Linked DNA regions of Mus musculus: region 2 is linked to region 1. A link is a loop called in an ENCODE intact Hi-C map of the cell type or tissue named here. Cell type or tissue: heart. All regions are shown on one strand.

The links. Peaks named below come from ENCODE experiments on the same cell type or tissue, not always from the same donor. Only the 100,000 strongest peaks of a DNase experiment are listed, where the experiment ranks them.
Region 2: a loop joins it to region 1, with 2.2 times the contacts of the local background. A loop is called at or near these places in 2 of 42 quality-filtered maps.

Annotation. Positions count from the first base shown.
Region 1 is chr15:98,827,099-98,835,098 of GRCm38, forward strand. It overlaps Prkag1 (protein kinase, AMP-activated, gamma 1 non-catalytic subunit), which reads right to left and starts at 4,410. Exons shown (of 12, transcript NM_016781.2): 1 at 4,332-4,410. The coding sequence starts at 4,340. It overlaps Kmt2d (lysine (K)-specific methyltransferase 2D), which reads right to left. Exons shown (of 55, transcript NM_001033276.3): 53 at 7,810-7,883; 54 at 7,618-7,726; 55 at 4,571-7,494. The coding sequence ends at 7,402. In heart, a CTCF peak has its summit at 4,296; DNase peaks (open chromatin) are centred at 3,883, 4,413, 5,764, 6,383 and 2 weaker places; H3K4me3 peaks cover 2,613 bases; H3K27ac peaks cover 3,647 bases.
Region 2 is chr15:98,914,209-98,922,208 of GRCm38, forward strand. Lmbr1l (limb region 1 like) reads right to left here and starts at 3,890. Exons shown (of 17, transcript NM_029098.3): 1 at 3,642-3,890; 2 at 929-1,013. The coding sequence starts at 3,713. Gm41396 (a long non-coding RNA gene) reads left to right here and starts at 3,761. Exons shown (of 5, transcript XR_001781764.2): 1 at 3,761-3,848; 2 at 4,705-4,814. In heart, no CTCF peak of the experiment used is centred here; DNase peaks (open chromatin) are centred at 3,113 and 4,003; H3K4me3 peaks cover 2,935 bases; H3K27ac peaks cover 2,356 bases.

The DNA of each region.
Region 1 (8,000 bases):
GGATGATAAGGACCATCTGCAACTGGGGGCTGGGGCTCTCTCAGCACCCTTGGGAATCAAAGGGTTGGATGCAGAGTTTCCTTTCCTGACAAAGTCTGAGATAAAGGCGATCTTACACAAACAAGCTTTCACAGAGCTCTCTCTGTGGAACATTCAGAAACCGCATTGCTATGTAGGAACCAAGCGATCATCAAAGTGTCTACTGTCATTCATACTTTGGCTTTGTCTGCTCTGGGCAGTGTGTCCTACATAAACTTAAACATTACTTCACTGTTACAGTTTGTGTAGTTAAAAGCCTGGGGTTGAACCTAAAGAGTCAGCTGGGAAACAGGGTCCAGGGGGCAAGACAGCCCTAAATCTCCTTCCAGTATACCAGGTAGGAGACTAATTCTCTCTTTTCTCTGGGCTTGATAAAACTATCAGTCGGCTCTGGCATTTTTTTTTGACAAGGTTATTGGAATGACAACAGCCTCACTGTTTAAAACTGGAGGGCGCACTTCCATGGTAAAGATGCACACAATAGCTCTCACACGCGACACAGGGCGAGCAGCTACTTCTGAAAGGGCTGGTACCTATCTCACAACACACAGGGCGCTGTGCTACAGTGTATTTTGCACATTATCTATAGAAACAGATTATAAATTCCCAGAAACCTTCAATTATCTTATATGTTGTACTTGACTCCCCTATCATTGGGCATAATTTACACTTAAAAAAAAATCTCTAATAATGGTGTAAACAGATATGAACAGAAACCTAAGACCGAGAGATGGAGATGCCCAGCCAGAGATACACATATCTCTTACACATAAGAGTCAGCCTCAGTGCTAGTTTCTTTTCTGTTGGTGTGGTAAAACACCCTGATAACAAGCAATTTGCAAACGGGCAGTGGTGGTGCACGCCTTTAATCCCAGCACTTGGGAAAGGCAGAGGCAGGTGGATTTCTGAGTTCAAGGCCAGCCTGGTCTAGAGTGGTGGTGGTGGAGGAAGCAATTTGCAATTTGGGGGAGGGTAATTCCAGGACACGGCCCATCTCTGTGTGGAGGTTACAGCAGCAGGAACTTCAGGCAGCTGAACTGAAGTCGAGTGGAGGGGAATGAATGGACGTAGTCTCTCTTGCAGGCTTTGCTTGCGGCACCGTTTCCATTCTCCACTCATTCAACGCTGGACCATCTACCTAGAGGATGCTGCTGCTCATGGCTGCCAGCTAGTTCTTCCCACAGCACTTAGCTAAGATAATACTCCAGACATGCCCACAGAAAACCCCTCATTGAGGCTTTCTTCCCAGGTGATTTCACATTGTAACAATCTGACAAAGGTAACAGTCAGACACAATTAAACAACCACCACAGAAACAATTAAAACACAACTTCACCCTTCCTGTCTGTGGGAAAGTTATGGCCACTCCCCTCTTCCTTTAATAAGACAGGGCTGGTATGCACTGTATTCCCAGTGCTCGGGAGGCACAGTTAGAAGAATTAGGAGTTCAAGACCAACCTCAGCTACAAAGTGACTTCAAAGGTTAATCTGTGCTACATTAGACCCTGACTCAAAACAATAACAAAACACCCAAAACAAACCATCTTAGGGAACCAAAAACATCATTGTATCACACACGTGCAAAGTATTACTACAGAGAAGGAGGCTAGATCCTACCTAAGACACAACTGCTTTCCAAACTCATGATCTATGTTCAAATGTTACAAAGACTATCTAAGCACATAATCTATGAAAATAGATTATAAATTCCCAGAAGTCTTCAACTATCTTATACTTTGTATTTGACTCCCCTAACAGGGAGTACATAATTTACATAATGTACATAATTTGCAGTTTAAAAAAATTCTCCAGCTCGTAATACTAAAGTATTACAAATATCTGTCCTTCGAGCCTGTTCTTAGCCTGTGACTTTTGTTTTTTGTTTTTCGAGACAGGGTTTCTCTGTGTAGCCCTGGCTGTCCTGGTACTTACTCTATAGACCAGGCTGGCCTCAAACTCAGAAATCCTCCTGCCTCTGCCTCCCCTCCCAACTGCTGGGACTAAAGGTGTGCGCCACCACGCCCTCCCGACTTGTGACTTTCGGTTTGTTTTTTTTTCCTCAGTGCAACTCTGCCATCTTTCCAGTGCCTGGGACTGTAGCTCTGCTTCCCTTAGAGGTACGTCAGGTTCTGAGGTCAGAAATGCCCCAAACCTGTCTGTTTTCCCAGCTGCTGCTCACCGTGCACCAGCTGTAAGCTTTCCTGAACTTTCAGTGAATGAGTGCATGCCCAAGGCAGTGCTGAGCCTACAGCCTTGGGCATGCAAAGTGAGGAGCCCTCCTGTAAGCTACACCTCCACCTGCCCAGAGTGCTCCGCCTTAGCCAGCATCGTTCCCTGCTCCACACCTATAGCCTCCTTGCTTTAGACTTTGATCAGGTTCTCTAGCCAAAGTAGCTCATTTGGAGAAAATACCTCCCAAGGCCTGGAAGGTGGTTCAGTGAGTAAAAGAGCTTACCCCATACGCCAGGTGACCTGTGTTTGATCCCCAAATCTACATTAGGGTAGAAAGAAAACAACTCCAGAAAATGGTCCTTTGCCTCTGCATTCCTTCCATGCACCTCCCCACTCCAACTCTCACTCACTCTTTGTCTCTGTCTATCTCTCTCTCTCTTACACTTCAAAATAAAAGAAAAACCAAACAAAACAAAACTTCCTTTCTGAAGTGGTTTCGTCTATTCACAGAAAGCTGTTAAGAATATTCTCAAGCACACCGCCTGCCTTGCTCATAAATCTCCCACTGGCCCCCTTACTATAAAAGCCCACAGCCCAAGCGAGTGATGGCTCATAGCCACACTGTGCAGACCATCTGAGCTACCTACTGAGACCCTGTCTCAGAGAGAGAGAGAGAGAGAGAGAGAGAGAGAGAGACTTCCAACTTGGTTTTAGCCACCTTTTCTTACACTATCATCAAAATCTAGTTTCAACACTACTGAGCCATGGGCTGAACTCTGCTCCTAGGCTCACTGTAATTTCTCCTTCCTTTAGTCAGGTGTCTGTATCCTAAGGACACCTTTAATCCCAGCACTTGAAGGCAGAGGCAGGCGGATTTCTGAGTTCTGAGGCCAGCCTGGTCTACAGAGTGAGTTCCAGGACAGCTGCCAGGGCTACCCAGAGAAACCCTGTCTCAGGGGAGGGGAAAAAAAAAAAGCCCTAAGGACAGTACTTACTACAGTCTACCTTAACTAACAGCCTTCCCGGTACCTCTCATCTCTGTCTCTCTGTACTCCAGTATATATAAAGCAAAGGGCTAAATTCGTAAATATAGAGAAAAGTTGCTTTAGAACTATATACTCACAGTTCACTTATAATGTAAATAATACATTTACAAGTTAGAAACGTGTTGTTTTAAATTTAATGTAATCAAACTACTTTTGCTGAGAATGCTTTCTCTGTAGAAAAACAAAATCCTTGGTTAGAGGACCACCTGCATACCATTTTACCACTTTATCCTTCCTTCTTTATAAACTAAGTTACACTATTCCTCTGCACACAAAGGGGCGGGGGGGGGGGGAGGGGGAGAGAATTTACTCCAGGCCAAGTAACTGACTCAAAGAAAACGCAATTCTAAGAAGAGCGAACCTGCAAGTATTACATGGATATATGGTGGGGGAAGACAAACCCCAAGCTGCCCTCAGAAGATACTCGGTTAAAAACTACGGAGCAGGAAGTCGATGGGAGGGCCTTCGGAGTGGCAGAGAAAGCTCCTGCGAATGAGGTCGGTCAAACAAGTAAGTAGCAGATAAACCTACCGCATCTGTAAAGAGCCGAGCCGACGGTGCTCGCCAAGAACGAGCTGTCAACACGCATGCACAGCGTCACTGATCAGGACACGACCTAAACTTGTCCAGGGGACACAGTGGCCTCCTGGATTCCTTCCTTCGCGGAAAATTCAATTCTCGGGCTTAGTAAAGGAATGGAACCTCGCAGGATGCCAACAATTGCTTAAGCAATCGCACAAACGGGGTCCTGGAGCTCCCTGCAAGCCGGGCTCGCTCACCTAATACGCGGGATCACAACCCCGCTCTCATGCAAACTTCGGAAAGGACTTGAGGCACTCATGGGCAGGGGGCTCCAAGCTCACAACCCGCTCCCTATCTCTCAGGGTACCGCGGACCCCTGGCGGGCGGGCGGGCGGGCGGGCACGGGTGTGGCCCAGACCTAGGAGAGGCGCCCACCCGAGCAGAGGAAGGGGAGTCCCGGACTCCAGCGCCAAGCCGGGCCGGCCTTCCCCGGCTCCTAGCGGGGGGTCTCCGGCTCCACAGCGCCCCCCGCCGCCCTCCTGCGCCACTCACCGACTCCATTGCTAGCGCCCGCCAGTTCCTCAGCTTGGAAAGCTCCCTGGCGCCAGACCCCGCCCCACATCCGGTGCCGCGCACCACTTCCGCCTACGTCAGACCCCAGCCGCAGGGCGGAAGGCGGGGAACCCACCCTTCCGGCGGTGGCTGAGCCTGGTTTATTGGGTAACCTTCCTCTCCCAGCTCTCCAGGACCTTAAGATCTGGCCAACGGCGAGGGTCATGGGACAGAGGCACTTGTATTTAAAATGTTCTTTTTTTATTTATCGTTTAAAAACAAACTTTGAAGAAGCAAAATCCAAAACTTGCCCTTTGCCTCTCGCAACATAAATTATGTACAGTTCAGAATGATCGCTGATACAAAACATGCCAAGGACAGGGGCGCTGGGGGTGGAGGAAGAGAGAGCGCTTTAAAAAAGGGAACCATTTCATCCGTTGTCACGAAGGACCAACCTTGCTGTACAGGATACACACAACACAAAAGAAAGTTCTTCACGGGTTCACACTTGTCAGCGATTTATTTTTTTTTAAAGGGGGAGGGTCCTGGAGGTGAAGGTAGAAGGTAAAAAGGGAGAAACTGAAAATTGAGTGCAAGTGTAAACCAACCCAAAATACAAACACAGGGGGCGGGGTTGGGGGTGGGATTCTGATGCAATTATACAGGCAGGGTACTTTAAAAAAAAAAAAAAAACCAACAACAACCAAAATTCCAACCTTGTAGCGTGGGTCTGAGTTATAGTTTATATAAAAATTAAAAACTGTATAAGGTTTCTTCACTAAATTCTACAGGACTATCGGATACCTAGCATATGCTTACAAAGTCTGCCCCTTCTCCTTTCCCAGTTCTAGGGCCCAAACCCCAACCAGAGCCTGACTCACAGGAGACCATCTCCCCCACCTAATGCCTAGACCGTTCAGCTCTGTGGCTTTGGGGACAGCAAGCCCAGGTTCCCACTGTCTAGTCTAATTACAATGGTTTCCGTGGGAGTGTGGGGGAGTTGTTATTCTCAAACATTTGCAGCTTGAAACAGTTGAGGAAGCAGCTTTAAAAAAAAAAAAAAGAAAAGAAAAGAAAAAAAAAAGGCCAGAAAAAAAAAAAAAAAAAAAAAAAAAACCCAAAAATCTCCCTACCCCCATCAATCCACAATCCCCCAAATTTAAAACAAAACAAAAACCTAAAATCACAACAGCAACCGCCCTACCCCTCCAGCAGGCCTGCCCATTTGCCACCATCCAGCCCATCTCTACAATCCAGATAATCTGATTCTTGAAAATAGTAATTACAAAATGCCCTCTGCCCACAGCCCCTAGGAGAGAACTGCATAGAAGCGTCATTTCATCCCCTCGCTCCACCAGAGAGGGGTCTGAGGCCTCACACACCCTCTACCCTACCGCTACCCGCAGGAAGAGGTTCGTCTGCAGCACAAGCTTGGGGGGGGAAAGGAAGGGAAAGGAAGATAAGGGCACCATCACCCTCTGGCTCCCCCTGGGGCCAGCTCACTTTGTGCGTTATAACATAGTCCAACTATACAACCCGGGTAAGAATCACCCAGCTTCTCTCTATACCCCCACCTTACAGCAGTCACAGCCAGGGGGTGGGGAGGGGGGGGGAGGAAAGGGCGGTAGGTTGGGTAATGGAGGGGGCCCCCCCACAAGGGGAGCTCCATGTGTCCGCCCCACACCCCCCTACCATTTATAAACTGGTTTTGTAAAAAGAAAATAGATATATTTATATAGAATATATAAAGCACAAAAATTAGTAGTTTTACATTTGCTCTCCCCGGGGGTAGGGGGAGAGGGGAGGGCTCTCACCTCCGGCCGGCTCCCCCATGCCCCACAAGACTATGTACAATCCCATGTATAAATAGATAAATACCCCCCACCCTCCCCGCGCTGACACTAAGCTCCCCACCCCCACATCACCACCCATTCCCACCAGACCAGCAGCAGTTTGGTGACTGAGGGCAAGTGAGAGCTCTGGACCACACCCGGCCTCACTGGGTATGGGCACGCCGCTCAGGGATAGCCCTCACCCTACCCCCCACACCCCGTCCAGGGGCTGGAGGGCAGATGGGCTCGGGATGAGGCTGGGAAAACAGGAGAGCGAGATCCTGGTCCTAGGTTTAGCACGCCCCTCCTGCCTCCATGTCCAGATGGAGAAGGAGGTCCTAGAGCAACTAGGGACCAGTCACCCCCAATCTTCATCACCATTTGCCTCAGCCGCCATCCCACGCCCATAATTAAAAACAAAGATGGATTTTTGTTGTTGTTATTGTTGTTGTTGTCCTTCTCCTACCCCCCTTCCACCCACTCAGACGAGGGCAGTGAGGTGGGGGAGAGAGTCAGGGCAGTAGGGGGCTCGGAGAGGGTCTCACATTTCAAAACAGCAAAAAATCCAACACTTAAATGAGGTAGGTGTGGGTGCGGGGTCTCCTTGCCCGGCTTGCCCGGCTTGCCCTCCTGGGCATCTGGCTGCCTCTTTCCCATCATGTTGCATTTGTCAGAGTGGAAAACAAGGAAACACAACCCATAGAGAGACAGAAACACAGAGGAAAAGAGGGAGACAGAGACAGATAGAGGAAGGGGATGGGGGTGAGGGTAGGGGCAGGACCCGGCAGGCAGGGCCAGGTGTGGGACCCGGCCTTTGGGATTGTCAAGCTTAGTCAAGTCTCTTTGCAGCCTTGAATTGGGCCAGCGAGGTCGGTGGAGGCAGCAGGGCTGTGAGGCCCGGCCGCACACCCCTCCCTGCTCCCTGACACTTCTGGGTAGTCCCGGCCCATATCCCCCTCAAACCTGAGATGCCCAGCGGCTGCTCCTGTCTGTCCCCTCCTGGAACTGGGGGCAGATGCCAGCCTAAGGGCCGGTGGCAGGGAAGAAGGTTGTCCCTGGTGCCCAGGGTAGGCTTGGCCTAGGGTCCTCCGCCCCAGCCTCCTGCTCCAGGGGCTCCGGTCAGCCGGGAGCCCTAGCCCTGGGTCCTGGCTCTGGCTGCTACCTCTCTTCCCCCTCGTCCCTTTCAGGGAGGAGGCGGGAATGGGGGGAATTCCCCTGCCTGGTAGCCTCAAAGCTTCTTAGTTCATCCATTTCCTACAGTTCCAGGCTCCACAGTGACAGGGGATCTTGTGCTGATCGTCCTCAAAGTCAAACTGATAGTCATAGGTCAGCTGGAAAGAGAAGGGGGACAGCGTCAAGGCAGGCCTGATGAGGCTGTAGGCGAGGGGCCCCGATTGATGGTGTGAGAGGGGCCGTGATGGTCCTGGGGCACAGGGTCAGGGCTCTCCTCTTACCTCCTCTCCTTTGGGGATTCGCCGGCTGGAGATGATAATAATTTTGTCCTCCTTGTCAAACGTCACGACCTCCGCTACACAGTTAGGGGCACAGGAGTGGTTAATGTACCTGGATGGCAGGACAGAGTCAGTGTCAGAGACAACAGGTGACACCCACATGGCCACCAGAGACACTTAAGTCCTTACGCTCACCTGGCAGGGCCTCCGGTCAACGTGGCGTCAATCACATGCTCGTTGTTTATCCGAAACATGTAAATACCGCGGTTCTAGAAAGACAGTTGAGAAGGAGGAACCTAGGTTAGCAAGCAAACCCGGCAGCAGGCTTAGCTGACATGACCGGCCCAATTTCTCCTGTCTTCTCCCTCCTGCACGGTTTTCCAACT
Region 2 (8,000 bases), 87 kb after region 1:
CAGTCGCCTACTTAAGGTTTATGGAAGGCTCTCATTTGGTCCTCCCAGTGATAAAGCGCTAAGTGGACTTCAGGATGTCCATTTTGCAGGAGGAAACAGGATTAGAAAAACTAAATGGTGAGCCGGGCGTGGCGGCCCACGCCTTTAATCCCAGCACTCGGGAGGCAGAGGCAGGCGGATCTCTGAGTTCGAGACCAGCCTGGTCTACAGAGTGAGTTCCAGGATAGCCAGGGCTAAACAGAGAAACCCTGTTTCATAAAACAAAACAAAACAACCCCCCAAAACAAACAAACAAACAAAACAAAAGAGGAAAAGAAAAGCTAAATGGATGCCAGGTGGTAGTGGCAGCGCACACCTTTAATCACAGAATCTGGGAGGCAGAGGCAGGCTAATCTCTGTGAGTTCAAGGCCAGCCAGGTCTACACAGTGAGTTCCATGAAAACTCACAGAGGAAAAGAAAGGGCGGGGGGTGGGGGTGGGGGTGTGGAGAAACTACTGGGACAGGAACGTGGCAGCATGCACCACACCATGGAGCCCAGGATTTGGGAGGCAGAGACAGTAGTTCAAGGTCATCCTTAGATACATAAAGAGTTCAAGGCCAGGCAGGACTACGTGAGAAATTGTCTATAAAATAAAACCAAGAAAGAAGTATCTGATTTTGAAAAATCCACTATAAAACATGAGTTTGTTCTCTAACTTAAAAACATATACAAATAAAGTAATTAAGTAACAAGAAGCCCGAAGCTTGGAGACATTCCATCTAGGCGTCCTACCTACCACCCCCTCAACTCTATGCAGAACAGAGCTCAAGAGGCACAGGCTGCAGAGCAGCCCAGTAGTCACCTGCCCTTTCCCAGCATGCACTGGTACACACCCCTCTGAGGCCAACCCCATGGCAACAAGGCTGAGAGTAGGGAAGTCAGAGTACCTGTGGTGAACTCAGCAGGCTTCTTGAAGCGGGTCAGGAAGATATGGCAGAGGATGTAGAGTGTTGCAAACAGAAGTATTGAGATCTGTGGCAAAAAGCAAGCTGGAATGAGACGTTCTATAGCCGCTATAGAAAGCTCCATACATCGTGGAGTTCTCATTGGTGACTTCCCTTCAGTTAAGCTACGGGGGAGGAGGGGAGGACTTTAAGAAGGACCAAACAGAGGTCACCCCTGGGAAAAGAAGGCCAACCCAGCCCTGGTACTGTGCTGGAGCCACAAGCTTCAAGCAGAGGAACTCGCAGAAATAACACATATGCACACACACACACACATACTCCACATCCTACATCAGGCCATAGAATGAGAGAGGCTGACATTGAGAACATTCTAGGAAAGAAACAGGCTTGGGGAAAGATGCCTCTGTTGCCTTGGCATGTCCTCTTACCCAGCTTCAGTTGCTGTAGTGAGAGCGTATGCCCCAGGCACTACTGCATAAGAATCCCATCTGGAGAGCAAATCAGAACTTCTACTCCAAACCAGGGCCCCTTCAGCTTGAGAGAAGGCTTTAGTCGGGCCCAACATTTCCAGAGCAGGTCATCTGTCACTCTAAAAGTAGTCACTCCTGAGACCCTACCATAAGTAATTTCTAACTTCAGAGCCAAGTATCTTAGGACCTACACATGGCCTTGAGTGGTTAGACCTCCAAATGACAGGACAGAACTTGGACAGATAAGTAGTACAAGCATTACATCTCTACACCATTCCAAGGCATCAGAAAAACAAAAGGGAAATGTCATTGCATTTGAGGTAGGCACAGACAAGCTCGATCTCACGTGTCTTCTAGTCTCCAAGATAAACAGACCCTAGAGGAAATCTGTACAGTGACAAAGAGGAGACCAAGAAAGTCCTGTGTCTAGAATAAAGTGATAGCTTTTGATTTAGGAAGTCCCCATAGGAAGAGCCACTAAGATGGAAGCTGAATTTTCCCAACAGCTCCTTCTCTGCCCCTTTTGGTCTTGAACTTGATTAACAGCCAAGAGGGTAGTAGAGCTCAAAAGGTCAGGCTTGGGGTTCCACCCACTTCCAGGACAGGCTAAGCTGTTTCAGTGCTCGCTCCCTCCCTCTCCCATGGTGTCTCTGTGTAGCCCTGGATGTCCTGAAACTCACTCTGTAGACCAGACTGGCCATAAACTCAAGAGATCCGCTTGCCTGTGCCTCCTGAGTGCTGGAACTGAAGGCGCGCACCCCCACCTCCTACCTGGGTTGTTCTCTAGTTTCTAGATGGGAGCCACATTCAGGAGACACTAGAAACGTTCACTTGCCCCTGGCTGGAGCTGATGTCCTAAGCTAATGGCTTAGGAGGCAGAAACACATACTGAGCAGTTTCTTCGGCCTCATCCCTCCAGGTGGTCAGTATCTTATAAGGCCTGGATGTGCCCCCCCCTGGCCCCCCACCGTGATATGCCCAATCCCCAATGTGTACCTCTCCCAAGGAACACAGAAGAGATGCTACCCGACTCTTATCCTGGGGCTAGATACTCGTATGCCCTCATTGGTAAGGGCAGACCTAGTCCCCTTTACCGTTTCTTCAATCTAAGCATGCCAAGGGGTAGCCTAAAGCTCAGCCTGAGAAAAATGAAGAAAGACACCATCTGAGCCCTCCCCTTTATTCAGTAAGATCTCCTTCCACTCCTCCAAACCCTTCCCTTTTCATTTAGTATGTGCAGAGCTCTCTGGGAAAACAAAACAAAATAAAACAAAAAAACCCAGCAGACAAAGAGATTATCATTCAAAGCAGGCCCAAGGAAAATAGATTTCCCTAAGTCCCACGGGTGCTCCTACCCTAGAGTAGTACACTGCCGTATGGAAAGTTCAACTGCAATTCTAGATTAATGCTTAAAGAATAAGAAATACAGGCTAGATGCGCTCAGGATCACTGCGGACCCGGGACCCTCCCACCCCCACCCCACCCCACCCCACCCCACCCACACATGAGAACTCACACGGGATGGCTGGAAACCCAGTCTGAGTGTCAAACAAATTATCCGGAAGTCGTGCGGGGTGTGTGTCATTGTATTGGCTTGTGTTTGGCATGCTGCATGCCAGAGGCCCAGGATTCAATCACAGAAGGAATGAAAACAACCACTACTACAGGGGAGAGAAAACAGGCGGGGAAACCTCGGTGTTCCTCCATCTCCACTTCTTACAACCCCATCTCGTCGGACAGGACTTCTTTCTTCCTTAGTGGGAGGACCCACTACAGCTCCCACTTTTCCTTCGCCCCTCGCGCCACCATCGCATGTCCCCGGTTAACTGCTCAATGTGACCGAGTCTCCCTTCATTTCAACATCAACCATGGTTGCCCTTCATCTACTTTTAAGGGGGAACACGCACACTAACTTGTCCCGAAGCAAATCCATCCTTTTCCAGAGGATCAAACGCTCCACACTAGAGGACCCCCATCGCCAGGAACGCCCACGGGGGTGGAGTAGAAGGGGCGGGGGGAGGGGCGAGCGGCCGAGGAACGGAAACCCGGCGGCTTTGTTTACGGCTCAGGGACCCAGCCGACCCGACCGGGAGTTCACCGGCCCGGCCCCGGCGCTCGCAGGGGTCGAGGTGCTCCGGAGCCCAGGCAGCTGGACTTCCCGTCTCCATCGCGGCGCGCCCCTCCCACCTCGGCCCGGCCCCTTCCCGCCCAGGTCCCGGACTCACGATGCACTCGCGGACCCTGTCGTGGAACAGCTGTTCTCGCACGGATAGCACTTCGTAGTCAGCTGCTTCCATACTCTGCTCAGCATGACTGGGGCGGGGGTGTCTCCGGGCCCGGGGAGGACGAGCGGGGATGAGGCCGCCGCCGCCCGCCAAGCACCCGGACCCAGCCTAAGCGCCTCTCCTCGCTGCCCGTGACGGAAACTCAAGGTAATCTGGGGCTCAGATTCTGCGGTCGGACGCCCCGCCCTTAAAGGGGCAGGCCCCAGCCCGCCTAGTCTTAAAGGGCTCGGGTCCCCCTCGGTCCCCTCCCCTTTAAGGTGGGGTCACTCGCAAGCACGTTTCAACGCAAGTACCCGCCGCCCGGCTACGCGGAAGTGCCAGGCTTGGTGCCCAGTGACGACACAAGGCCTGGGCGGGTTTCTTCAGAGGAGCGGAACTTACTGGTTCCTCGTAGACTGTCGGTCATCGCTAGGAGTGCGCTGATAGGACATTCTGGGAAAGGAGGCGGGATGTTTTTGGCCTGTCGAAGCTGTTCTAAAACTAAGAGTCCTTGTGGTCCACGGCTGAGATGTGAGGGTTGGTTCCAGGATGTGTATCCGTCAGGATTTTAGTTTAAACGAATAAGGTTGGGATCAGGTCAGCCCGTCGAGAAGATGTAAGCACCACGGGGTCTTCTGAAGGGACGGCTGCCTGTAACCCAAAGGTCCATAGCGTTTTCTTTTCTTTTTCTTTATTTTTATTTTTGGTTTTTCGAGATAGGGTTTCTCTGTGTAGCCCTGGCTGTCCTGGATCTCACTCTGTAGACCAGGCTGGTCTCGAACTCAGAAATCCGCCTGCCTCTGCCTCCCAAGTGCTGGGATTAGTGGCTTGTGCCACCACTGCCCGATGCGTTTTTTTATTTGTTATTGGAGTTTCCCTGCCACTCCAGACAGCTTTCACACAGTTATTTTTGTGGAAGGCCTAGGGTATTAGAGAACAAATAGTTAAAAAACAAACCACAACAAAAACAAAAAAACAGGAGACTTTTTAAAAATGTCATGAAACTTTTGTTTTGTTGAGACAGGTCTTGCGATGCAAACCAGGCTACCCTTGAATTCTCAGCTTCCTAGTTGATTGCATGTATTACCAGGCCCAGGCTATCCCGAAACTGAGGAAATATCCCAGGGAATATTGGTGAGTGGGTTGAGTAAAACATTAACTCCCAAACATTAACTCCCTGCTATGTGCTGTTCTCTTTATAGCCTTTATCTAATTTTAATGTTTTAACATTTTAACGTTTTAACGTTTTAATTTGAAACTAGAAAATAGAGGTTGGCCCAGTCCTACTTTGAGATTCAGAAACCATCTGGGCATTGTGGCACACGTCTTTTAATTCAGCACTAGGAAGGCAGAAGCAGGTGGATCTATAAATTCATGGCCAGTCTGCCCTTTACATAATGTTTTAGGACAACCAGAGTAACATGGTGAGAATTTGTCTCAAAAACAAAATAAATACATCCCGTGTATACATTTATGTTTATATAGTTGGCCCTCTGCATTGTTGGGTTCTACATCTGTGGGTTCAGCTAATCTCAAACACAAAGCAAAAACCATTTGGGAGGGGTAGCTATAGAGATGGCTCAGTTGGTAACAGGAGAAGGACCTAAGTTCCATTCCTAGCACCCACAATTAATGAGTAGTGCAGGCTGGTGAACCCGGGGAGGTGTGGACGGGAGGATCCCTAGGGTCTGCTGACTAGACTAGTCAGCGAACCCTATTCATGTAGCCCCAAGTCCTAATGAGAGACCAAGTCTAAAAACACATCTGGGATACAAAGAGAGACCCTGCTTCAAAATACAACAGCAAAATACATCTAGGGCTGGGAATGTTACACAGTGATAAAGAACTTAGCATGAGCAAGACCTTGGATTTGATTCCCAACACCATGAAAAAAAGTCTTGGGAACAAAATTATGTCTGTACTGAACATGTGCAGATTTTGTGTTCTTGCTGGTATACCCTAAATTTTGTTTTGTTTTTTGTTTTTTGAGACAGGGTTTCTCTGTGTAGCCCTGGCTGTCCTGGAACTCACTCTGTAGACCAGGCTGGCCTTGAACTCAGAACCACCTGCCTCTGCCTCCCAAGTGCTGGGATTAAAGGCATGCGCCACCACTGCCCGGCTATACCCTAAACTATTTATATAATTTTTACACCGTATTGAGAATTATAGGTGCTGGAGTATTGGTTCTAAATATTTTGGGCGATATGCATACGTTATATGCAAATTCTGAGTTGTTGGCATTTTTTTGTTGTTGTTTTTTTGTTTTTAAGACAAGGCCTCTCTATAGTCCCAGCCTTCTCAGAATTCAGTGTTTAGAGAAGGCTGGCCTCAGATTCACTGAGATCCAGCTGCTGCTCCTCCTGATGCTGGAATTAAATACACGTGCCACCATGCCCCACTCCACCACACCACAGTTGTAAGTTTTACACTTGTACGTCTGTTTCTCTCTCTGTCTCTGTCTCTCTCTCTCTCTCTCTGTGTGTGTGTGTGTGTGTGTGTGCATGAGAACAAGTTCATGCCCAGGTGCACATGAGGCGGTCACAGGACAACTTTGGGGAGCTAATTTTCTCCTTCCACAGTGTAGGTCCCAGCAACTGAGCTGAGGTTGTCAGGCTTGGCCAGCAAGTGCTTTTGAAAGCCACCAGAGTCCTCAGACATTTATTTCAACTATGAGAAGCGTGGTGCTTTAATGACAGTGGTATAGTGCAAATCAGGTTGGGCACACTCCTGTCTGCACAGGCTTGTAATTCCAGCACAGAGAAGGATTGAAAGCTGAGGCAGAAGGATGTAGGTTGGCCAGCTTGGGTTAGGAAGTTCCAGTCTAACTGGGAATACCTAACAAGGCTTTGTCGCAAAAAATAAACCAAAAGTAGACATTGTCTCAACAAAATAGATCAAAAATAACTAAAAGACTTAGACTCGCTGGGCAGTGGTGGCGCCTGCCTTTAATCCCAGCACTCGGGAGGCAGAGGCAGGCGGATTTCTGAGTTTGAGGCCAGCCTGGTCTACAGAGTGAGTTCCAGGACAGCCAGGGCTACACAGAGAAACCCTGCCTCGAAAAACAAAACAAAACAAAACAGAAAAAAAAAAACCAAAAAAACAAAAAAACCTCAGAGTCAAACCAGAGCATTTCATTCCTATTGACTGCCATGCATAAGATTCAGGTCCATGATATGCCAGGTGTTAGGTGTGTTGAGTAGATATGAAGGACCTAGCTTCTCCTTCATAGAACTTAGAACTTGTAGGAATGATAAACAGCGAGTAGGAGGCTGGGGGCAGGGTAGTTCAGTAGGCAGAGTGCTGCCAACCATGCACATAACCTGGGGTTTGCTCCCCAACAATGCATAAATGAGTCTGGTAGTGTACATTTGTAATCTCAGCACTTGAATACAGAGCTCAAGGTCACTTATGCCTATATGACTAGTTCAGGCCAGGCAGTGGTGGCTGCACACGCCTTTGATCCCAACACTTGGGAGGCAGAGGCAGATAGATGGCTGAGTCTGAGTCCAGCCTGGTCTACAGAGTGAGTTCCAGTACAGTTTGGGCTACACAAAGAAACCCTATCTTGAAAATCCAAAATAAAAAAACCATAAATGTGTCTACAGCCCAAAAGGCCACTCAGTGGGGGGTTGGAGAAACAGCTCAGAGGTTAAAAGTCCTCAGGCTCCTGAGGAGGAAAGAGGCAGGGCTCCAGGACCCAGAGCTGGTGTAACTCCAGTTCCAAGGAAATCCAACAGTCCCGGCCCCTGGAGGCATTCACGCACACACAAACCGATACATTGTGGAGTGTAACACCCCACCCCACCCCCCATCCCCGAGACTGAGCATAGGCTCGTTATGTTTGAATACTAAGTATCCAAGTGGTGGAACCCATCTGGGAAGGATTAGGAGGTGTGGCCTTGTGGGAAGAGGCATGTTACTGGAAGTGGCCTTTGAGATTTCAAAAGCCATTCTCTCTCTGCTTCCTGCTTGTGGGTCTGATGTAAGCTCTCAGCTACTGCTCCAGAGCCATGCCCACCTGCCTGCCTAACCCAAGCTCCTCACCATGATGGTCATAGACTCACCCTCCAAACTCTAAAGCCCCCAATAACCTCTTTTTCTATAAGTTCCTTTGGTCATAGTGCCTCATCACTGCAACTTAAAAGTCACCAAGATAGCCAGACGTGGTGGCACACGCCTTTAATCCCAGCACTTGGGAGGCAGAGGCAGGCAGATTTCTGAGTTTGAGGCCAGCCTGGTCTACAAAGTGAGTTCCAGGACAGCCAGGGCTACACAGAGAAACCCTGTCTCAGGAAAAAAAAAAAAAAAGTCACCAAGATG